2 separate regions of the Homo sapiens genome follow, and region 1 is linked to region 2. Evidence: read pairs that join two places in POLR2A ChIA-PET (ENCODE). Cell type or tissue: CD4-positive, alpha-beta T cell. All regions are shown on one strand. Links, peaks and the distances in the headings refer to the core of each region. The heading gives the core; the rest is flanking DNA.

The links. Peaks named below come from ENCODE experiments on the same cell type or tissue, not always from the same donor. Only the 100,000 strongest peaks of a DNase experiment are listed, where the experiment ranks them.
Region 1: POLR2A ChIA-PET joins it to region 2 with 10 read pairs; 5 of 35 experiments call an interaction of 5 or more read pairs at or near these places.

What each region holds. Positions count from the first base shown.
Region 1 is chr19:18,043,740-18,046,639 of GRCh38, reverse strand. No RefSeq gene overlaps it. Among named protein-coding and RNA genes, the nearest start is that of ARRDC2, 37 kb to the right of the region's middle. In CD4-positive, alpha-beta T cell, for the core only: no CTCF peak of the experiment used is centred there; a DNase peak (open chromatin) is centred at 1,479; H3K4me3 peaks cover 1,098 bases; H3K27ac peaks cover 1,716 bases.
Region 2 is chr19:18,108,666-18,111,565 of GRCh38, reverse strand. MAST3 (microtubule associated serine/threonine kinase 3) reads right to left here. Exons shown (of 28, transcript NM_001393504.1): 3 at 825-914. Among named protein-coding and RNA genes, the nearest start is that of MAST3, 12 kb to the right of the region's middle. RefSeq lists enhancers at 860-1,039, 1,300-1,349, 882-1,451 and a silencer at 1,380-1,689. In CD4-positive, alpha-beta T cell, for the core only: no CTCF peak of the experiment used is centred there; DNase peaks (open chromatin) are centred at 1,075 and 1,485; H3K4me3 peaks cover 1,348 bases; H3K27ac peaks cover 387 bases.

The sequences.
Region 1 (2,900 bases), core at 291-2,790, 65 kb after region 2:
TCCTTAGGACCAGCAGTGGCACCCCTCTGTGGTCTCCTCGCTTCTCCCTTTATCCCCCACAGATACCCCCACCCTGGTATCCTGAGTCCGGCTTGTCCTTCTTCTGTCTAGAAGCCTCTGTGGCTCCCACCTTCCTCAGAGTAAAAGCCAAAGTTCTCCCCCCAGACCTCAAGGCCCTGCTTGGTCTCACGGCACCATCGCCTCTTCCCTCCCCACCCTGCTTAATCGACTTAGGCCACCTCAGCCTCCTCCAAGCTCCTCCGGTGAGTCAGACAGGCTCCTGCCTCGGGGCCTGTCTAAAGGCTGTGCTTTCCCGGGGACCATCTTCCCAGAGACGCCCATATGTCTCCCCTACCTCCTTTGGGTCTCAGTTCAATTGTCATCGTCACCCACACTCTCTCTCCCTCCTCTGCCATCAGGAATTTGTATCTCTGCCAGGCGCGGTGACTCATGCCTATAATCCCAGCACTTTGGGAGGCTGAGGTGAGCGAATCACTTGAGGTCAGGAGTTCAAGACCAGCCTGGCCAACATGGTGAAATCTCATCTCTGCTGAAAAATACAAAAATTAACTGTGTGGTGGTGGGAGCCTGTAGTCCCAGCTACCAATCCCAGCTACTTGGGAGGCTGAGGCGGGAGAATCACCTGAGCCTGGGAGGTGGAGGTTGCAGTGAGCTGAGATTGTGCCACACTGCACTCCAGCTTGGGCAACAGAATGAGACTCCGTCTAAAAAAAAAAAAAGAAAGAAAAAAAAAAGAATTTGTATCTCATTCATGGTGGTGTCGCTGGCTCCTGTACACAGCCGGGGCTTAATGAGTGTGCTCACAGATAATAATCTTATGCTGATAAAAAGAAATGTTTCCCCAGATGCCTGCTGTGCTTTAGGCCCTGGGCTGTGGTCTGGGGACACAGCCGGGGACAACTGAGAGCAATCTTGCCCTTGTAGGACTCATGGTCTGGGGACAAAGGTGGGACCCAGAGGACATTATGCACCTGAAGCGATGCATCTGTAATGTGGAATCAGGTGTTGAAAAGTGTGATGAATAAAGTAGAATACATGACCAGATGCAGCAGAGGGAGGGTGTTTCCTGATCAGGCAGTCCTGGAGGGCTTCCTGGAATAGGCGACATTTGGGGCCAAGGCCTGAATGAAGAGAGGGACATGCCCCTTTGCAGCAGCTCTGGTGGCCATGTGTTTCTCACTAGTTCACAGATAAGGAAACTGAGGCTCAGAGAGGTGAAGTCACTTGTCCAGCATCCCCAAATCCAAACTCCCCAGCCAGGAGCCTGCAATCCCCTTTCCCCATGGTGCCCAGTTGCAGATGGGCAAACCAAAGTCCAGAGCAGCGCCTCCACACCCCAAGGTCTCCCAGGAAGCTACTCGGCCCTCCTCCACCCTCCTTCTCCTCCCCCGCGCAGCTTTACTGGGGGACTTTCTCACAGGGAGGAAAAACAGCGACAGCTGGTTTCACAAGTAGGTGGCCCAAGCCGCAGACCGGTTTCGGTTTGCAAACAACTTCTGGCTCTGACTGCCTGCTGCTGGGCTGAGCAAACCCAGAGGTAAGAGCCCCGTATCAATCCATAAGAGGAAATGGGCACCAATCTGTCAGCTCAGGGTCTGGCTCATGGGCAGCAGGGCCAGGAGATGGGGGTGCACTGAACCCTCATCTCCACTTAGTCTTTTTTTTTTTTTTTTTTGAGAAGAGTCTTGCTCTGTCGCTCAGGCTGGAGTACAGTGGCGCGATCTCAGCTCACTGCAACCTCTGCCTCCCAGGTTCAAACTCACTGCAGCCTCAGCCTCCAAAGTAGCTAGGACTACAGGCACACGCCACCACGCTTGGCTAATTTTTGTATTTTTAGTAGAGACAGGGTTTCACCATGTTGCCCAGGCTGGTCTCAAATTCCTTACCTCAAGTGATCTGCCTGCCTCAGCCTCCCAAAGTGCCAGGATTACAGACATGAACCACTGCGCCCAGCCTCCACTTATTTTTTATTTTATTTTATTTTTTTTGAAACAATCTCACTCCATCACCCAGGCCGGAGTGCAGTGGCGTGATCTCGGCTCACTGCAACCTCCGCCTCCCAGGGTTCAAGCAATTCTCCTGCCTCAGCCTCCTGAGTAGCTGGGATTACAGGCATGCGCCACTACGCCCAGCTAATTTTTGTATTTTTGGTAGAGATGGGGTTTTGCCATGTTGGCCAGGCTGGTCTCGAACCCCTGACCTCAGCTGAACCGCTCTCCTCGGCCTCCAAAAGTGCTGGGATTATAGGCATCAGCCACAGCACCTGGCCCTTCACTTAGTCTTAATCACTCATCCAATCAACAATCAATGCTTATTTTATGCTTTGCTGTATTCCTGCATTTTATTATTCTCCCAGTACACTGGTACTAAGTGTTTAGTGTGTACCAGGTATTAGCTCATTTAAACATCTCAAACCACTGGAAAGAATCAACCCAGGCAATTATCTTGATTTCAGACTTCTCTCCAAAACTGGGAGAGAATAAATTTCTGTTGTCTGGAGCCCCCCAGGTTGTGCAAATTTGTTACATTAGCCCCAGGAAACTTACACAGCCCCCTCTCCAACCCCAAGTAAAAACTCACCTGTCCTCCTGCAGGTCCTCCAGGTCTGAGAGGGTAGTGCTTACCTCCGGCACTCTGGCCAGGAGCAGGAAGGTATTTCTCTTTGCGGATTTCTGGAGCATGTGGGTTGTGGACTCAGAGACACTTGGAAACTCCAGAGGTTTTTCCCAAGTGTCAGCAGCATGCACCCTCCCACAGCCATTTGTGAGTTTCTCATGAATACATCTTGGGGAATCACTTGGTATTGGTGGATTTTGTAGCTTTTGCCAATCAAATGGCATCTACCTGGTGTTTTAATTTGCATCTTCCTGATCCTCAGT
Region 2 (2,900 bases), core at 286-2,785:
AAGACTCTGCCTCAAAAAAAAAAAAAAAAAAAAAAGTCTGTGGAAAGAGTTAAGCAGCTCATTCATACTAAAGTGTAAATGGTTGATGGGCCACATAACTCTAACAGACACCATTGACCTCACATCTGTCCCTCCCTAAACTTTTGCCCAAACCATGAGAGGAGCTCACAAAACTCCTTCCTGTCCTGAAACCTGGCCAGTCACAGAGTCAACCAACTGGCCAGTAGAACCCTCAACAGACCTGGTAGCAAAGCTGTCCCTGATGCTTGGCCCCCGGGGGATGGACTGAATCAGGAAAACTGGCATCTCCTCTCTGAGCCTCAGTTTTCTTAACTGGGAAGTAGGGATCAGGAAAGGGTTAGGGAGCGCTCAGTCACCCTGGTTCTTTTCTCCCGGCGCCACTTTGGTTAATCTCAATTCACAGGGCTCTCGTTGGTGGCCTCTCAGCCTTGGGTGTGCGTGTGTTTTAGAGGGAGGAGCTTTCTCCCTGAGGTCACCACCCAGGAGTCCAGGCCAATTCAGCAGGGAGTGCCCTGAGCCGCTTGGGAATCCGGCACCTGTCTTGGCGAAGTCCTTGGGCAACAGCTTAAGTTCTTCCCTTTCCTTGGCCACCTGTCAGATGCTGGCCTGGCTAAAAATGGAATTTTCCCATTAAGCCCCTAGAACGTATCGCAGTGCCATTATGTGGAGGGGTAAACTGAGGCCCAGAGAGGTGATGTCACCAACCTGCAGTATCTTGAGGAGACCGATGAGTCTGGAGGGTTTCCAAGGCTCTGGGGTGCCAGGGCGATGTCTGCGCCCCGCCCACACGCGCTGTCACTTACCTCCAGGGGTGCAGGCCCAAGGAGGGGCTACAGGGGCTGCAGGGGCTGCTGGGACCCAGCAGGGACGGGCTCTGGCTGCTCGGAGACAGACTGCAAAGAAAGAGGCCGGGGACGGTGAACCTGGCGGCCGCCCCTTCGTGTGGCCGAATCCGGATCTCCGGATGGCGGCTGCGGTTCCCTCAGGGAGTAGGGGCCCAAGACCGGGGATTCTGGGTTCAGCTCAGGACGTGAGGGCGGGGCCAGACCGATGGCCCGGGAGGGCTCCCCGGAGGCGGCGGTGCGTTTCTGGGCGACACGAACAGAGACGTGGGGGGAGGGTAGTTGTCATCCTGTCCTCCCTGCACCCCGCATACCCCCGCCCTGCCCAACACTCACTCGAGGGTCAGCGCCGGGATGTGCAGCTTGTCCCTGCGGGACTTCATGCCGAGGCAGAGGCCGCCTCTGTGCGGCGGGGTACCGACGCCCCCTTGTTGGCCCCCGGAAGCCCTGATCGTGGCGCGAGCGGACCGACGGACGGACACACGGACGCAGGGACAGACGCCTGGCTGGTGCGGCAGACTAGACGCGGGGGCTGGGCCGCTGGGGGCCGGGCTGGCTCCGCCTCGGGGCGGGGATCGCAGCTCCGCACCTGCGCGCAGGCCCGGCCCGGCAGCGAGGGTCGCGCAGCGGGAAAGGGGAGCCGCGGGTGCCGCCCTGTCTGCCGCAGGGACGCCGAGGCCGCCGGCTTGGGAGCCCCCGAGCTGCGCCCCGGAAGGGAAGGGCGGTCACTGGCTCCGCGGTCCGCGCGATTGCTCCATGGCCTGACCCCGCCTCTCCCCGCCCCGGCCCGGCCTCTGCCCTCGCCCCGGCCCTGGGGCTCTCTGGGAGCCGGGATCTGAGCGCAGTCCGCCCCAACTCCCCAACCCCGCATCCCGGCCAGCTGCTCAGCACTGAGGTCCTAACCCGCTCGGGTCTCCGCATCCCCGCGCACACTAGAGGCTCTGACCACACCTCCAGTCCCTGGCTTCCAGCTGTTTCCTCTGCCAGGAAGGTCGCCCCCTCACCCATATACGATCCCAACCCCACCAGCCCCTCCTCCGCCAAGCTGTACCTGCACCCCCACCAGCACCAGGCGCCGCCAGCTCTGTCCTTCCTCCCTCTCAGCGCAAACCCCACGGTCTGGGGGTGTCTGTGTCTCACTCTGGCCCTCTTGAGGCCCCGGTGGACCCAGTGGGGCACAGGGAAGGTGGCAGGGAGTGGACATCCCTTGTGGAGTCTTTGGCTCTGTCCTGCCCCAAGGTCCAGGACTTTGCCCTCGGCAGTCCTCATTGATTCACGGTCCAACACTCTGCCCACAGCTTGGGCCAAGGCTGGAAACAGTGCCGGCTCTCGGGGCAATGTCCCAGTCCCCCAGCAACCCCCAACCACTGGGGCCTTCAAGCACCTCCCCACCAACTGTATCATCCCCACTGGAACAGAAGCAGATGGCCTGGGATTGGGGGCCACTCTGACCCCATTCCCAGGACCTCCTCCTTCTGTCCTGCCACCTCATCTCCACTCACTCCACTCAGCTACCCTTGTCTTCATGCTGTTCTTCTAACGCCAAGCATACTGGCACCCCAGAAACTTTGCCCAAGCTGTTCCTGCTGCTTGGAATGCCATTCTCCCCAGACTTCCCCGCTGCCAGCTCCTCCTCTTCTTCCAGATCTAAGCTCAAAGGTCACTTCCTCCAAGAGGCCCCAGATCTTCAGGATAAAGCCACCCCCAGCACCTCTGTCTCTTTCTCTGGTTGAGCTCTCTCCTGAGTACAAAACTTCAACCATTGCTCTGAGATTGAATTGTCTGTATCCCCTCTGGCTTCAGCAGGGCCCAGTGTACAGCAGGTGCTCAAAAAAATGTTCATTGAGTGATTCCCACCCCCAACTCAGGCAAAAGCAGCTCCCAAAGATGGGGTGTCCACAGTCACACACTTCCAGACCACTAGCTCAAGGAAAACCCCTCCCCACCCCGGCCTTTGGTTTCTTTCATCTGTAAATGAATGAAAGCATTGAACAATAATGTTCTCTAAGATTTGGGGATAAAAAATGGTAACCTAGA